Regions from separate parts of the Homo sapiens genome. Here region 1 is linked to region 2. Evidence: read pairs that join two places in POLR2A ChIA-PET (ENCODE). Cell type or tissue: HCT116. All regions are shown on one strand. Links, peaks and the distances in the headings refer to the core of each region. The heading gives the core; the rest is flanking DNA.

Region 1 (8,323 bases), core at 300-8,299, 340 kb before region 2:
GCCCTGCATATTAGTTACCACCGTGCTATGAGGGACCCCAACTAGCCTGAGTAAAGAGACCACATGAAGAGGTGCATGGAAAGGAACTGAGGCCCCCCACCAGCCAACAGTCAGCACAGACCGCCAGGCAGCGGAGCCAGAGTCTTCAGAGGATCCCAGCCTCAGCCCTGAAGCTTTCCAGTGGAGGCCTGACACTGTGGAGCAGAGACAAACTGCCCCTGTTATACCTCGTTCAAAATCCTGATGTGCAGAAGCCACGAACATAAGAAATGGTTGTTTCCTTCCGTTGAGTTTGCGGGTGATTTGTTCTATGACTAGTCACTAGAATACGGGGAAATAATGAACAAGCTGCTTCCTTTTGGGCCTGGTTTTTCTCGTCATTCAGGCCCATTTCACAGAAAGGGAGAAGGAAGAACTGGAACACTCCACTTCCCCTTCTCCTAGTCCACCCTCCCTCATTCCTCATTCCTTCTTATCAGTGCAACCTCATCTCCCCAGGAAAGCGTTCTCCTTCTCTGTACCACTCCCCTCCCCAAGCTCACCTCCCAGCTTGCTCAGGTCTCCAATCACCGGCTCCCACAGCACGGTGGATTTTCCTTTACCCAGTTTGTGATTATATGTTTGTTTGTGGTTATTAATGAAACATAAGCTCCCTAAGGGGAAAGATCTTGTAGGTGTTGCTCACTGTGGTGTCGAGCCACTTAGCACAGTGCCTGGTACTGATTGAATGAACCAGACTGGCCAAAGGTCATACACTTAGTACCAGATCTGGGACTAGGACCTGGTGTCCCAGCGCTCAGTCGAAGGCTTCCCTGGCCACACCAGTTTGCCTCCACTCCAAACCTTCTGCTGCTTTTTTCAGCGCCCAAACTTCTGACCATCTAGAGATTCAGGCACGGTGTCTACAGAGTTCTCCTCCAACCAAAAAACATTCTGTCTTCATCTCGACAGCCATCTTCTTGCCAAAATAAGCCGGGAAAGGTTATGTGAGTGCCTGGAGTCCAGCAGGAGTTGAGCTGGTCTGAGAAGAAAAACAGAGAAGAAGGAAATATCCTAAAACATTGATTTGTTTAAACTTCTTCACAAACTTTACAACACAAGGAAATCAACAGAGACAAGCTCATAATGAAGTAATCAGCCAACGCGGCTAATATTCCAGCAATGAGAAATGATTCCCTACATGTCATGGGGCAGATATGAATAGGGTCATTAAAATATGGCCAAGGAGGGGAGGGAGAGTTTACTTTTTCTGTCTCCTTAGAGTCTGTGTTCTGAAAGCTCAGCAGGAATTTAAACAAATAGCACGGAGGAATGGTGAATCTGATCATCTTTAAAGAAAAAGCCCCTTTCAAACTTCTCTTTAAATCATTGGCTTATGCAAGTTTCGCTTTTTAAAAATGCTGCCGACCTTTTCCCCCCAAACAAAATTAGCATCAAATTGTTCTAATATTTTTCTGCATATTTTTTTCTCTAGGTCAAGAAGAAATTGTTGCTCCATCATATAAGTGAATGTCAGGAGGAGGAAGGAGGATCTTAAGGAATGAAGTTCTAATGCATCCTCTTTGATTAAAAAGTAAAAGAATAAAGTTAGCAGAGGATAAAAGGTATATGGAGAGAGCCACCCACAAAAAGGGTTGCACCGGTGAAATGGGCCTGTGTAGGTCACATCCCCTCAGGGAGGGTAGCATTGGGTCCCTTGCATTTCAAATAAAATGCAATTTTAGGAACAGGGGCTGAAGGGAGAGACACTTCCACCCACCTCAACAGGGCAATTTTTTAAAAATTTAATTTAATTAATTTATTTTTTTGAGACAGAGTCTCGCTCCATCACCCAGGCTGGAGTGCAGTGGCGCCATCATGGCTCACTGCAACCTCCATCTCCCAAGGGGTTTGAGAGATTCTCCAGCCTCAGTCTCCCAAGTAGCCGGGATTACAGGCGCGCGCTACTATCCCTGGCTAATTTTTTGTATTTTTAGTAGAGACGGGGTTTCACCATGTTGGCCAGGCTGGTCTTGAACTCCTGACCTCAGGTGATCCCCGTGCCTCGGCCTCCCAAAGTGCTAGGATTACAAGCGTGAGCCACCGCGCCCGGCCCAACAGGGCAAATTTAACTGAACTTACAGTACAACCACCCGAAGCTCTGGGAGGATGGCAGAGTGCTCTGACCTTAGACTAGTTACTTAACTTTTTAAAGCATCAGACTTCCCACCTGTAAAAACACGAGAAGAGAACCTTCCTTACAGAGCTGTGAAAGTCCAATAATACAAAGAAAATATAACATCACCTGGCACTTGGTAGAGTGTTCTACAAACGTTAGGAAGAATAAAACCAGAAATTCCCCCCAAGACCCTCTTCGGGTGAGGCCCAGGGGCCCTGGAGAGGGTGGCAGGCCCGGGGGTGTGGGGAGGACACTTTAGCCAGCTGCCCCCAATTCTCCTCCAAGCCTGGCGGCCCAGTTCCGGGCTGTGGTGTGGCTTGAGGGCCCAGGGCTCCTCACTGAGCTTGCTTAAGCAAGTTCTTTCACACACAGCCCCATATACACTTTGGCTAGAAAATTCAATGAGGAGTTTTTTCTTCCTTCTTTCTCTGTTGTTGTTGGGTTCTGATTACTTCCATCTGGCTTCAGCGGCTCGAGTGGAGTCTCTAAAACACACAACACAACAAAACAAAAACCCACCCTGCAAGCCACATGCACCAAACCTAGAAGGCTGCTTCGTTTCTCGCCAGCGTGTGCTCAGATGGCGACGAGGGCTAGCGGCGGCGGGGGACGCCTCAGGACCCCCGGCACCTGCGCTCGCTGCCCGCGGGAAGAGGGTCCGCGTGGACCCAGCCCCCGCGTCCCTTCTCTGGCGTCCCCGGCTTCCGCGCGGGCGTCCAGAGAAGCGGGCGCCCTGGGAACAGCGACCCAGGCATCTCCCCGAGGAGGGAAGTGGGAGGTGGGGAGGGCGGGGGGATTTCAGAGATTGAAAACAGAGCAGCCCTTGCCCCTCAGCTCCGGAGCTCATCTGACTTGAGTTAGCGACACCCCCAACCCCCCCCCCCACACCTAGTCGTCTAAAAAAAGTGTCGGAGATTGGCGCGTCCTTTGGTTCCTTTCTCGAACTTTCCTTGTAGGTGCGTTTTCTTTCCTTGGTGCTGGGTGGGGAGAGTCCCTGTGCTCCCCCTTTCCCCTCCCCCCGCCCCGGCGGCGTTCGGGTCCCCCTGCGTCCCCCGGCAGGGAGCGGGCGGGCTGGCTGGCGGGTTCTTGGGGCCCGGGTGTGCCCGCACCGTGCGCGCGGGGGCGCTGCGCAGTCCGGCGGCGCTGATGGATTGCAGAAGTGCCGGCGCTTGCCAGCCGAGGCAGCACGGCTCCGCGGACTTTTTTTCAAACTCCCATCAATGAGACTTCGAGGAGGAGCGGGCGGCGGCGGCGGCTGCGACTGCGAACGCGGAGGAAGGCCAGGAGCCGCAGGAGGAGCCGGAGGAAAGAGCTTGGGCCGCGCGGCGCGCCGCAGCCTCGGGGAGCCGCCTGCTCGCCGGCGGTAGGGGCTGCGCGGCGCCCGCCCGCCTCTCGGTCCCCTCTCTTGCCTGGCCCGCCCCGCCCCGGCTGGCTGGAGCCCCGGCACAAGGCAGCCAGCCGAGGGTCGCCGCGCCAGCCAAGGTGGGATGGGGGCCCACAGCCACCGCCCGGCGCCCGAGAGGCCACCTGCGTGCTAGAGGCAAACTTTTGTCTCTCTCGGTAAAGTTGCATTGGCCTTCTTTTGCTTGCTTTTCGTGACGAAGCGCCTCCCACCTCGGCCAAGCGCGGGCCGACTGGGATGCTGCGCCGTCTCGGGGGGTCCCTCGGCCGGGTACCGGCGCCTAGGCCTTGGGATCGGGGCCCTGGGCTTCGGGGGACTAGAGGCTAGTAGGCGCGACCCCGCCTGGGGCTCTGGACGAGCAGGGCGGGGACGTAAGGAGAGTCCTGGGGCTTGGAGCTCGTGGCCAGAGGTCGATGTTGCACCCTCTCCCTACCTGGGGGAGAGCACCACTCTTCTCGGGGTGCACAGCGAGCCGGCCTCCGCGCGCCGGCGGGGGTCTGTTTTTTCAGGGGGTGGAGGGTGGGATCGGAGGCTGGGATGCTCCGAAGCTGCCGTAGGTGGGCATGGGAGCGTGTCTGCGGGCGTACTGAGCGCGGAGGGGCTGCAGCCAGCCACTTGAGAACTTCGAACTCCACTTCTCCGCGCTGCGCGTCCCGGAGCCCTGCCTTTCTTTCTTCCTTCCTCAATCCTTCCTCCCCCTCGCCCGGCCCGGCCGCCCCCTCCCCCTCTGCTGGGCTCTCCTCCTCGGCCCCCCCTCTTTGCCTCTCTTCTCCTCCTCTCCTGCCCTCGGCCCTGAGATCCGCTTGACTTCCCAAAGGGATCCGCACGTAATCCTTTGCCGGGTCCTCCGGTTCCCCCTTCCACCTCACTTTCATCCCTGCCCCCCTACTCATCGTCTCTCCCCACCCCCGACAATCTCTCAACAAGTATATTTGCTGAGGAATTTGAAAAATCCACTACTGCAACTTGATCTGTATGTGATGGATGGGGAGAGGCGCGGAGAGAGTTGGGCGCCAATCCTATTAAGGGTTTAGAGAGGGGAGTCTTTTCCCCGGACGGGGCGGGGGCGGGGAGCTGGGAGGGAGCGTGTGCTTGCGTGTGTGAGTGTGAGCGCGCCCGCCGCGCTGGAGAGCTGGGAGTCCACCCAGCTCGGCGCCTTTTCAGCCCGGCGGTAACTGCTGTCATTTCCTAGGAAACCCGACTTTTACCGCGCGGGGAGCTGGGGATGGAGCCCGTGCGCCTCACCCTGGGTGATCGGTCGCTGAGGCTCTCGGGGACCTCGAGCCCCCCCGAGGGTGCCTCTTTCCACTACCTTCTCTTTTGTGTAATTGTTCTGTGGCTCCTAGAGTTGATCCCAGCTGGAAAAGTAGACCTGTCCCTACTGTCTGGTCCCGCGCCCTGGGAGTCTTGTAGGCGTCCCTCTGTCCCCCAGCCCGGGCATCCCGCTCGGTGCGCGACCTCTGGCACGGGCTTTGCAGCTCGGTGGCCGCAGCGGTGTCCCGGGCCCCCTCTCCGCCGCTCTTGCCGGGCGTGTGAAGGTTTAATCCCGACAGCTTCAGATAAAGGGAGCAGTTGTAAAACGCTCATAGGCTGTTTGCAGACGAGGCTCTGGGGGATGTAGGAGAATTTGAAAGTAAACGTTTCCCTCGCAAGCAGCATAAAATAGTGTTTAAACAAATATTGTATTGGCATGCTCAGGGGGCTCGGTGCCAAAAAGTAAAGTAAATAAACTGTGAAATCCAAAATATACAGCGGGGAAAGCGGAGGAATAGGCGGGTTTGTCACAGGCCTCCCTGATGAGACCAGTTTGTTCCAGCCACCTCACCTGCCAGCTTTCTCTCCGCCCATTTCCTTACCTTGCTGGGAGTTCCCTTGGCTGGGTTTCCCTGTGTCTGGGGACAGGCCCTCCCTGGGGCCTGGGAACGGCTTTGCAGTTGCTTGTTTAGGGGGAAGCTCACGGTGTGGCTACCTGGGCCTGACTCCACAGGGACGGGGGGCACCTTGGCTATGCCTGGCTGCTTTGAGTTTGGAGGCTCTTTATTTAGGCTTTTCCCAGCTTCTGGTCTGTCCTGGGGCAGTCATTCTAGAATGTGGAATCCAGATCCATCAGGGGCCTTCTCTTCTTTTTGACTATGCTTCTTGTGCCTCTTTCTTCATCGTTCTTGCTTTTGTTTTCCTAGACTTGCTGCTTCTCTCTTGAGGGTTACAGGAAATTGTGGAGATGTTTTTCCCTGGGATTCGAATTCCACTCAAGCCCAGCCATATGGAAAGTTGTCGCTTGTCTGATGAGTTTTAAAGTTAATTATATTTGGTAAGATTTAGGGTGGTTTTATTTTCTCCTCTGCTTCGAGAAATATGCCAGTTTCACGAAATTGTTTCGTGATTTTAGGGGATTTAAGCTAATACAGGGAAGATCCTGCATTTGAAAGAGCCCAGCTGCCCAGGAGGTATCCCTCAGGTGAACCAGCCTTCAGTTGGGCTAGCATCTGAGTGAGAGACTGTGGTCAGAACGGTCTATTTGCAAAGCCTCTTGGAGAGAATTAGAATTATAGGTAGAAAGAATTAGAATGATAGTAGAAAGAGCCTCCCAAGCCACCGAGGAACAAGGTAAGACTGCTAGAGATGGTTTTATCCTCTGTGGGAATCGATTTGACTGAATTTGCAGTGGGTTCAGATTCCTTCAGCAGAGACTTCCGGGCTGCTCCCAAACTCATTCTGCTCTGGCCTTGAAGGGGACTCTTGACTCGTGGCTTCCTTGAAGCTTGTGTGGAGTTAGCGAGGCCCTTGTGGCCAGGCAGCCTTGGAGTGGAGTGCCACTTCACTCTCCCAGGGATGCTCTGGTCCACTGGTGGAGAGAGCACCGAATGCAGAGTCAATCCTTTGAGTTGCTTGGTCAGAAGAGGGGGCCGCAGGGCTTCTGGTCAGTGGCTCATTGCCTGGCTGCGGGGGTCTTGGGGGCTGTGTACTGTAGCTGGCTTGTTTGCACTGCAGACTGAAAAATACACAAATACTTCACGCTTTTTGTACTCCCACAAGTGCCCTGTACACAGTGCAGCCCCTGGGGCTGGATTAGCAAACCAGGGATTCAGCAGGCAGGCAGACAAAATTGGATATTTGCCTAATAAACACCCTTCTTCCATTGTCCCCCACCCCTGCCCCGGGGGTACTCCACGGGAAAACTTCACTCCACAGATGCCAGCAGTTCCCTTTAAATGGGAGTAGGAGGTTGTCATGTGCACTTTGAAAGCTTGTGTGACCCCCTCACACCCAGCTGGCTTGTTAAAGCCTAGAATCGGAGTCCTACATCCTTGTGTACTCTTTGGGTAGGGCAGCTGGCCTTTTCCTGGGGAAAGTGTGTTTAGCCCAGCTTCCTTTCATCTGCATGGCTCTTGCGGCAGGGAGGTGGAGCAAACCAGCCTTGCTTCTTGGAGGCTGTGGGGAGGAGAAAGGGGTTCTACCTGGGCCAGAGCCTGTTTCCTAGTGGACAAGGGGCAGCCAGGCCAGGTGGACCTCGCTGTGGACAGCTGCAGCTGTTCCCGCTGGGCCAGGGCCCTTTGAAAAGGAACCCGGGGGAGCACTTCCCCCCTTTCTTCTTTTCACTAAGTGTCAGAGGCATGGACAAGTGAAACACGTGAAGAATGCCAAAGAGAGAAACAGTGTTTTCAGATTCCAGAAAATTCAGAGGCAGAATAGGTGATTGTACCAACAACCAGAATGTACAGTGATTTCAGTTGCTCCTGAAATTGCTCCTGCACTTCTAAAGAAATCGGGGAGGAAAAACTGCTCTCTAATTGTTTCCTCAGGCTTGTTTAACAGATTTGAGAAAGGGTCATCCGACATTGATGTTTGAGAGTGTCCTTTGAAAAAGAGTGGCACCTTCAACACTTTTCTGGTTTTCAAATAAACACACAACACCGGATTCAACATTAATCATTTTCTCTGAAATTAATTTGAGGGTTTGCTGTGGAATATCAAGAATTAAAAAAAAAATCATTGATTATTATTTTTAGGTTTAGAGGATGACAAAAGCATCCTTAACCCACAAAACTGTATTTAAAACCTGGGAAAATGCACAGATGATAACGGTATACTTTCTGTGCATTTAATATCTTATTTTCCCCCAATTCTTTCATCAGCACAGTAATTCTCAATAATCCTGTTTGTGTTGTTTCTGGTTTCTTAAAAAACATACACATGGGGGAAAGTAACTCATTTAAGATGTGACCAAAGAGTACTTATTAAACTGTTTTGGGGATTTGGGTTTAAATTGAATAATGTTTTGTGTGTGTGCTTGCACATGTGTGTTGTTTAAAAAAAAAAAAACAGGTTGCTGGGAAGTGTGTTTTAACTGTGAGTGCCGGGTTTCAGCTATTAGCATAAGAAAAAAAGTTTTAGTGCGTTTGCCATTGTCTTGAATGAAGAGTTCAGCAAAGGGAAGGAAAGCCGCAAAAGGGTGATGGTCCATTGAGATTCTTCTGCAGCCCCGAGCTCGTCATCTGCCTCTGAAATCTGTGATCGGATATCACTTTTATCTCGCTTTTCCATTCTCTGGCCTTTTTCACACGTTCACTTTTGTCAAGGTTTATTGATTATGTTTTCTTCTCTACAAATCTGTGGAAAATTTAATGAACCAAAAACAGCAGTGAAATAAAGGGGACTTTTTATTCATTAGCACGGGATTGGGATTGATTCCCTCTTTGGGCAGCCGAGGGCCCCAGGCCTCCTGCAGGCAGCTAGAGGGAGGAGGGAGGGTGGCCCGGCTG
Region 2 (8,323 bases), core at 61-8,060:
GAAGGGCCTTGCCCAGGCCACACTGCTAGACAGGCTGAAGGCACAGGCGCCCCACGTTGTAACACCTCAGAAGTTCTGGGTTTCCAACTGAGTACCCAAACATAGAAAGAGCCCTGGTGCCCATCAGCACCAGGTGGGTGCACAGCCCATTGTCCTACAGAGGCCAGAGGAGCTCCCTGGAATGTACATCAGGCACGTCCCCATGGCCACGGGGCTCTGCAGTCCAACCCACCTATGTCCCCAGGTCACCTTTTAGGGCCTCCTCTGCTCCTTCCGCTTTAGCCGACTGGGCCTTCTTTCCAAAGCATTGAGCTCACCTCCACCCCAGGGCCTTTGCATTCACTGTTTTCCTTCCCTAAAAACGTCTGCTTCCAAATGTCCAGATGCCTCCTCCTTCTCAGAGTTTAGGTCTCGACTCAAATGGCAACTGCTTTAAGAGGCTGTCCTTGTCTTCCTGGGCCAAGGGTCCCTGGTCCCCATCACTCCGCCCTCTCAGACTGCTGTGAGGGATCTTTATGGATGTTATTACCAGCATTACATTACACAGTGTACGAATACTATATATTAATATGTGCTAGGATGCCAAGCTCCAAGACGGGGGCAGGGGGGCTGTCTTGTTCAGCTCTGTGTCCCCAGCCCCATCCAGCCCTGCACATCCTAGGTGCTCAGTAGCTAGTTACTGCATGAAGGAATGAGTGGAATTTGAATACTTATAAGGGAGGATTGGTGGCTGCTTCCCCTGTTCTCCCCCAGTGCCTGCGTTGTGGCATTTATGGTGTCATCTTGTCATTTACCTCTGGGTCCATCTCTTTCAAGGTGGTGAGTCCCCAAGAGAGGGAGAGAGGCTCAGGGCCTGTGGCTCCTTGGAGCTCAGAGAAGGTGCTCCCCTGTGGGTAGTCTCGCCCCGGCACCACTTGCTCCTGATCTCTGCACAACGGGTGGCCTTGGCCCCACGTCCCCTTCCCCTGGCACTGCTGCTGGGCAGGCATCTGGAGACCTGGGCTCTCACCGGCTCTTGCAACTCACTGGGTGACCTTAGGCAGGGCCCATCCTCTCCCTGGGCTCCCATTTCCCTGAATGCACAATGGGGGTCTTCTGAGACTCCTGAAGGGTCGCTAGTTCAACCCCTTGGAGTTGGGGGAAGCCCAGCTACCCTTCTCTGGCTTTTTTTGCGGGAGCGGTCTCAGCACCAATGCTTGGAGTTTGGGAAAATACACAGCTCTCCAGAGTGATGGGGAGCAGGGCTTCCCCGACTTGGTGGGGGCCAGTGATACCAGCAGCCACTTTTTAACTTGATCAAGAGCACGACTGCTATAGCCCAGTCATTGTATCCTAAGGGACAGGCCGCTCCCGCCTGATTGTATCCCCAACAAGGAACTAGGCCAACGCCGTACAGCCCACGTCAATTCCGTCCCTAACCCCTGCCAGCCTGGAGTTCCTGGGGGCATCACCCTCTCTCATCTGCAGCAACCACGTGGTGCCTCCTGCAGGAAAGCCCAGCCTGGCTCCCACTGCCCATTGCCGGGCTGGGCTCCACTCAGGCAGCCGCTGCTTCCTCTGCAGACCTTTTCTCTTCTGGGCGGGACAGGAACCCACGGCTGCTCAGGCACTGTGCCCCACTACCCCCTGGTCTTTGCACATGCTGTTCCCTCTGCCAGGATCACTGTGTTCCACTTTCCCACGTAGTCTGCAGAACCCGACCTGACAGTTCCCATCCCACAAGGGTTTCCCATCTCCTCCCATTCCGTTCCTACAGGCTCTGCCACCTGCACCAGTCAGAGTTCAGAGAAGTGGAACATTGGGACGTGAGAGGACATGCACGCGCACACACACACAGACACACACACACACACAGACACACAGACACAGAGACACACACAGACACACACACAGACACACAGACACACACGCACAGACACAGAGACACACACACAGACACACACACACAGACACAGACACAAACACACAGAGACACACACGCACACACAGAAACACACAGACACACAAAGACACACACACATAGACACAAACACACACACAGAGACACACACATGCAGGAACATACAGAAACATACACAGACATACAGACATACACAGACACACACACGCACTACACGGACAGACACGCGGACACCAACACACAGACACAAACACACAGAGACACACACACGCAGACACCCACAGACACACAGACACAGACACACACGCAGACACACACAGACACACAGACACACGCAGACACAGACACGTATACACACAGACACACACACAGACACACAGACACACCCACAGACACACACACAGACACACACACATACATATATAGACACGCACACACACACAGATACGCACAGACACACACAGATACATAGACACGCACGCACACACAGATACACACAGACACATGCAGACACACAAACACGTAGACACACACACACAGACACACACAGACACACACACACACGACCTATTACAGGGACTTGGCCTTGTGAAACCTTGGGCACTGGCCACCCCGTCTAAGGGAACTGCTGCTTCTCCGGTGCGTGGAGCTGGCAGGGCGGGCGTGGGGAAAAGGGGATGACCATGAAGTGGGGTAGGAGGACAAACGGAACCTGACAGGCTGAGCTGGAACTCCCACCGGGAAGTGGCAGACCCCAAGTCAATCTGTCCCCTGCTCTAAGCCTCTACCTTCGAGGATGGGCACCCCGTGGAAGAAGCCGGCACTTTCATGAACTAAGCATATACCTGGCCTGGGAGTCAAGAAGGCCACAGGAGGCTCTGGCTGGGCTGGAAGAGCTATGCCCCAGCTGCCTGGACACCAAATCCATCTCCTGAGATCAGCAGCACCTGCGAGTCCCCTGTGTGTTGGGAGGCACTGGCCCCTCTCGCCTTCTGAGTGTAAAAGGAAGACATGACTGCTGCTCCCTCTGCCCCTCCCCTGGGGCCCCAGATAACCCAAGCCTGTGCAGGGAAGGGAGTTCTGGGTGCTGCAGTTCAGCTCAGCTAGGCTGACCGGACACACATCTGTCACACCACCCCAGAGCCTAACCCATGCCGGGTCCTGGAGCTACTCCCGGTGGTGGCCACACTTCCTGCCTCCAGGAAATCCATCATCTCCTGGGAAAGACAAGTCAAGAGACAAAAACACCATTGAATGTGCACGGTGAGGTGGGCAATAGCCATGCAGGCCTGACGGGGAGAATGTGTCCCGTACCAGGGGAAGACTGCAGTGGCCCCCAGGGATGGAGAGGGCCGAGGTCCCGGGGAGGGGGCAGCTGTGCCAGCTCCAGGGCCTTCACTTCTGGGCCTTGGGCTGATGATGCTCCCCTGGGGAGGGCAAAAGGGAGGACAGCGAGGAGCAGGCTTTGGGTGGGACCAGCTGGGAACAATACCTGTGTCTGCCTTGCCAAGCCTCACAATTCCTATCTAGAAAATGGGGTTGTTGGGAGAATTGAAGATAAAATATATACAAGTATTGCACTGGACCTGACTCTCCCCACCCCAAAGTTGACCATTCCCAAAATTGACAGTGTCGTTATCTAGGTCCTAAAAAATCCAAGGGAGAAATGAGATTTCCTGTGTCTTCCCAGAAGCTACGCCACTGCTCTTGAACTTGGGAATTGCCACGAAGTGCAGGGGGTGGGGTGGACACGGAGGTCTGTAGGGCCGAGGAAAAAAAACACGACACAACTGGGGCCTTCCAGGGTCTCCCCCGACCCCTGTTCATCCTGCCTGCAGCACCTCATTCCCAACGAGGGCCTGCAGCCAGCTCCTGCCATCTGCCATGAGTTATAGAAAACAGGCAGTGATTAATCAGCCAGTCAACGCCGCGTGCAGCTATCCTCTTTCATTTATCTGCCCCCTGACCCCCCCAGCACAGTCCACGCAGCAATAGGCAAGTGTATTAATCATACGCTTTAAAAATATTTAAAGGAGGAGCTGAGCCTGGAGCAGAGTCTCCTTTAATGGACTCATTTTCAGCTGAGGGTGAGTATGCTAATTAGGAGATAAAACAAACGGGCTGTTTGAAATGCAAATGAGCTGCTGGGAGCACTTCTGGTCCCTTCCTTCCCTGCCGCCTGTTTGGGAGGCTAAATCTTATTTCTCCCAGCCGCTTCCCGCCACCGATTTCTAACCAGAAAAGATAGTGGCTGATTCTAAAACTGAGAGGTACTAGGTCGTGTTTTCACCGCCCCCCCTCCCCGCCCCCCGCCTTTGCCCTGGATCAAGGAGCAGAGAGGACAAAAGTTGCCCCAACTCCAACTCCAGCATGAAAAAACCCCAGCCGGGAGGGGAGGCGTGGCTGCTCTCCCCCCATCTCCTGGCACCCACCCAGTCCTCCCCATCTCTTGCCAACCCTGCCCCCTCAGTTTCTCTCCTCTCCTTTTCCTCTGCCTCTGCCCAGCTTGGCGTTTCCCAGCTCGCCTCCCTGCCCACCTCCTTGCCCTCTCCATTCCGTCAGCTGCTAGCAGGAGCCTCGGGCACAAATCCAGAGCCTTCCTGGCTGCAGCCTTTCCTGGGGTCCCAGGCACCACTCCCACCTACCACCCAGTCTAAACCCCGCCTCCTGTCCCCGCTGCCCTGGGGCCCTCCCTGCCCCATCACAACCACACACCTGCTATTCCCTCCTCTGGGCTTGGGGAATCCTAGTGCCCCTGCTTGGAGCCTTCCCTCCCACCTCCCGTGGCTGGCTCCCCAGCCCTTCAGGACTCAGGGCGCATCACCTCCTCAGGGAAGCCCTCAGACCTCCTGGTGCCTTCGTGATTCCTGGATCTGGCACCTGTCTTGGGTGTGACAAAGCATGTATGTGTTTGTGGATTTGTCACCCCTCTTCCCAGGACCTAGGGCTCCTTGGCGCAGGAGCTGTTTTCTCCCCTGCCATGCGCCGTGCCTGCTGGCACATGGCTAGCATCTAGTGAGTGCACACTGAGTTGAGTTGATTGCTAGGAGGCCCATGAGCTCCCTGCATCCCCTGACAGGCACTGCACCAGCCTAGGGAGCCCTGGCAGCTCGGGATGACCACCTGCTCTAAGGCAGGTCTGGAGAGGCAGAGAGGAGCATTCAATCCAGGGGCCACCTCATTTAAGATACGCAGTGTTCCACCTGGAAAGACGGCTCCAAGTCCACCCCTGCCAGTGGGGCTTGTCCCAGTGCAGCGTCTGCTTATTCTAGGAGACGGGAAGAGTGACCTGCACTGTCAGGCAGGGTCAGACGCTGCCTCTTAACTTCGCCGGCTCAGACTCTTGGCTGGTTCAGGTGTGGAGCTTCCAGCCCCAGCCCTACCCAAGCAGTCCCCAGGCGTCTCTTCAAGATTCCCAGAACCCAGGTGATCACAGTCTGGCTTCCATCTGTCCTGGGCACAGCCGAGCAGGAGCCCAATCATAATATCGGGGCATTAAATATTTAAACATTGTCTTCAGGTAACCGCCCCCCGCCCCCCGCCCCCCGCAAGTCTGAACTCTCTCCCGACTCAGTCCAGTTCACTGGTATTCTCATTCTCCAACTCCTTATCAAACTGTGTCTCAGGTGGGATTGTCTGGGAAGCAGACGCTGAGACGGAGTGAGGGGTGCAATAGCGTAACGGGGAGCACCACCTGTAAGAGGAGAGGGAAGAAGCAAGGTGGGCGGGGCCGGCCATCCTGATGCATCCTCCCTGCACAACCTGCACCTGCCAGCAGAGGGCGCCGGAGCAAAGCGCGCCCGTCCCATCTCAGGAGGCCTGTGGCCGCGGAAGGGGCCGGGATGGGGATCATTGCCCTGCTCAGTCCTTGCTGGGGCCACCCCAGAATAGTGTGCCTTCAGCTCGGAAACAGGCAAAGCCAACAGCTGGACCCCAGTTCGCAGCTGGGCATCAGTACTTTCTTGAAGGGAAGTCTAAGCGGCCATCTCCTTGGGTCTTAGCTTGAGTTCCCCTGAGGAGAAAGCCTGACACAGGCAGCAGGGAAGAAAGCTAGGGGAGACCTTCCAGAGTCTGGGATGCATCTCAGAACCATCGGCCTGGGGATGAAGGAGGGAGTTTTGCCCAGCTGCTTCTGCCCCTGCCGCTCGAGGGTGGCCCCGTGGTGTGGCCCCACACTTCCAGATACACAGGCGTGGGTGCTGAGCAGTTTCACCATACCCCACATGGGCCAGGTGCAAGGTGCTGTCCACCCCAGCTGTGTGAGGTTGGCCAAAGCCACGTGGAACTGGTCATGCAGCAGACAGACATGGGAGACAGCAGGTTGAGGAGGAGTCGGGAACATTGAGAGTTTGTTTGGGGACCCCATTAAAGTTGAGGTCTTATATAAACATCCAATCGCAGAAGGATGCATAGTTACCAACCTGTAGCTCAGGGAGCTGCCGGGCTGGAAACATACACTTGGGAACCACCTGCTTATGGACAACATGAAAAGCCATGGCCTGGATGAGTTCACTTAGGGGCAGAAAAGAGAAGAGGTGTTTGGATGCAGCCCTGAGAACCCTCTTAAGATAGAGAGAAGGGAAGAACAAGTCAAGGAGGTCAAGGCGGTGCTGTGGGGATGGGAGGGAAACCAGGGGCATGGCAGATCATGGGATGGGCTAGAGTGCGGGGAAGGCCTCGGAAGGGAGCCTGGACGGTCTGTCCATCCCAACAGCAGGGAAGACGTGGCCCCTCCATGGACATATGTGCTCAGATTGCTCTTTCTCCAGTGTACTCGAAAGCAAGGCATCAGCCTGAGAGTTTGGAGAAAGAAGAGGCTGCCGTGCCTTTGTGGGGAGAGCGAAGATGAGGAAAAGTCTCCCAAAACACTACGGGGGCGTGTTGGGATCTTTTCCCTCAATCAGGCTGAGCATATGTTCTGGTGTCCCACCTGCTCAGGCACCCCCTGGCTCCCCAGGATGTACATGTGTCAGGGTGAGCAGCCAAGGCCTAGAGCACCGTCCAGGCTTGTGGTCAGGGCGGAGGTGGGGCATTATCATGAGGCTCAAGGGTAGCATTTTGTTCCAGAGTGAGCATCTAGGGTGACATTTAGATGTGACTGCACTTCGAAGTCACCGGGTAAACTTGGACAAGCCCCAACTCACCTCCAGATGTCCCTGTTTCCTGACCTGCAAGAGGCGTGTGTTGGGGTGGGTGAGTCTGTTTCCATCTTTACATGTCTAGGAGACTCTTCCTTAAGCTACAGGGACAGAATGCCCAGATACCACCCTAGTCTGATCATAAGCAATGCTGACTGCAGCCAGCTGCGGCTGCACAGGACCTATTCCTGTCATTTCAGACGCTTCCAGAAAAAACAGAATCTATTAGATTTTAGGGTGATTGTAGCTGCAAAGTTCCAATGTGTAGGGACTGACAAGACGCCACCACTGACAGTGGAGGCCGCAGCTTCCTGTGGCTCCTCATTGAATGTGTGTCCGGCTCCGAATGCAGCAGGTCCACAGGTCACAACTCACTGTCCTGGGGACGGCGGCCTGACTGGTCCTGCTTGGTGAGTGGTCTGTCTGATTAATTCTGGTAAAGAAAGAGACCGCTTCAGTTTGCACTTTGAATTTTCCCTCCTACTGGTTACAGCTCTGGTGGGACAATTAACCACGTGCTGTGTTTGCCGAAAGTCTCTGTGGCACGATGCCAGGCACATGCGGTAGGGGTTGGGTGCTCACTGGCTGCGTGGCTGAACAAGGGCAAGATGCCTGGGTGGTGACTCTGAGAAACTCCCTGTTTTGTCCCCCCCGCCTTTGCATTCTGGTTCCTGCAAGCCCATCCCTCCCCATAACTCTGATAAATGGCCAGGCCCCTTGAGCAGAAGGAGGGGCATTTTCAGTGCACTGCAGGGAGCTGTGTAGGGCCTTGTTCTGCCTGACACCTTTATTAATCGCTCAGCCAGGAAGATAAACAGATTGTTAATTAAATTTGCAGATGTTGCTAAATTGGGTGGTGTTCTGATCGTTCAGTCCCCGGAAGATAGAATGGTCCCACATCGGGCCTCCGAGAGATCAGGCTGGGCCGATGCTAGGCCACAGGTGCTTTAGTGCGTGGGTAATAGCAATGCACTGATTATGGCCAGCGTTTGTTGAGCATTTACTGTGAGCCCAGGAATCACAGGTCTGGATTTCAGCTACTCACATGCTGGGGGCTTTGAGCAAGAGTTTTGCCCTCTCTGGGCCTGGATTTGTTCATCCGTGCAAGATAGGGGTCCCTCACAGCTGTGGCATTCATGAGCTTCAGTGTTTGGGACCTTGCCAAGTGGAGGCAGGGGCCCTGTTTTCCATTTCAGAGGGTGATCAGCGCCCACTGTCCCCGCACTAAGCTCTACTCTTTTGGGAAGTAGAGAGAGTCTTGAGTCCCGGATCTTGGGGTGGGGGG

What was found. Peaks named below come from ENCODE experiments on the same cell type or tissue, not always from the same donor. Only the 100,000 strongest peaks of a DNase experiment are listed, where the experiment ranks them.
Region 1: POLR2A ChIA-PET joins it to region 2 with 29 read pairs; 12 of 35 experiments call an interaction of 5 or more read pairs at or near these places.

What each region holds. Positions count from the first base shown.
Region 1 is chr2:120,732,568-120,740,890 of GRCh38, forward strand. It overlaps GLI2 (GLI family zinc finger 2), which reads left to right and starts at 3,301. Exons shown (of 14, transcript NM_001374353.1): 1 at 3,301-3,718. LOC124906073 (a long non-coding RNA gene) reads left to right here. Exons shown (of 3, transcript XR_007087219.1): 3 at 1,475-2,283. LOC124907881 (a long non-coding RNA gene) reads right to left here and starts at 5,094. Exons shown (of 2, transcript XR_007087221.1): 1 at 3,994-5,094; 2 at 1-1,021. RefSeq lists enhancers at 1,930-2,577, 3,217-3,386, 4,505-5,005, 5,006-5,506, 5,913-6,750 and 2 more. In HCT116, for the core only: a CTCF peak has its summit at 3,276; DNase peaks (open chromatin) are centred at 3,344 and 4,591; H3K4me3 peaks cover 2,838 bases; H3K27ac peaks cover 780 bases; H3K27me3 peaks cover 757 bases.
Region 2 is chr2:121,071,465-121,079,787 of GRCh38, forward strand. No RefSeq gene overlaps it. Among named protein-coding and RNA genes, the nearest start is that of TFCP2L1, 210 kb to the right of the region's middle. RefSeq lists enhancers at 2,945-3,795, 3,378-4,277, 3,796-4,647 and a silencer at 3,689-3,983. In HCT116, for the core only: a CTCF peak has its summit at 5,692 (motif pointing right); DNase peaks (open chromatin) are centred at 3,767 and 5,677; H3K4me3 peaks cover 632 bases; H3K27ac peaks cover 641 bases.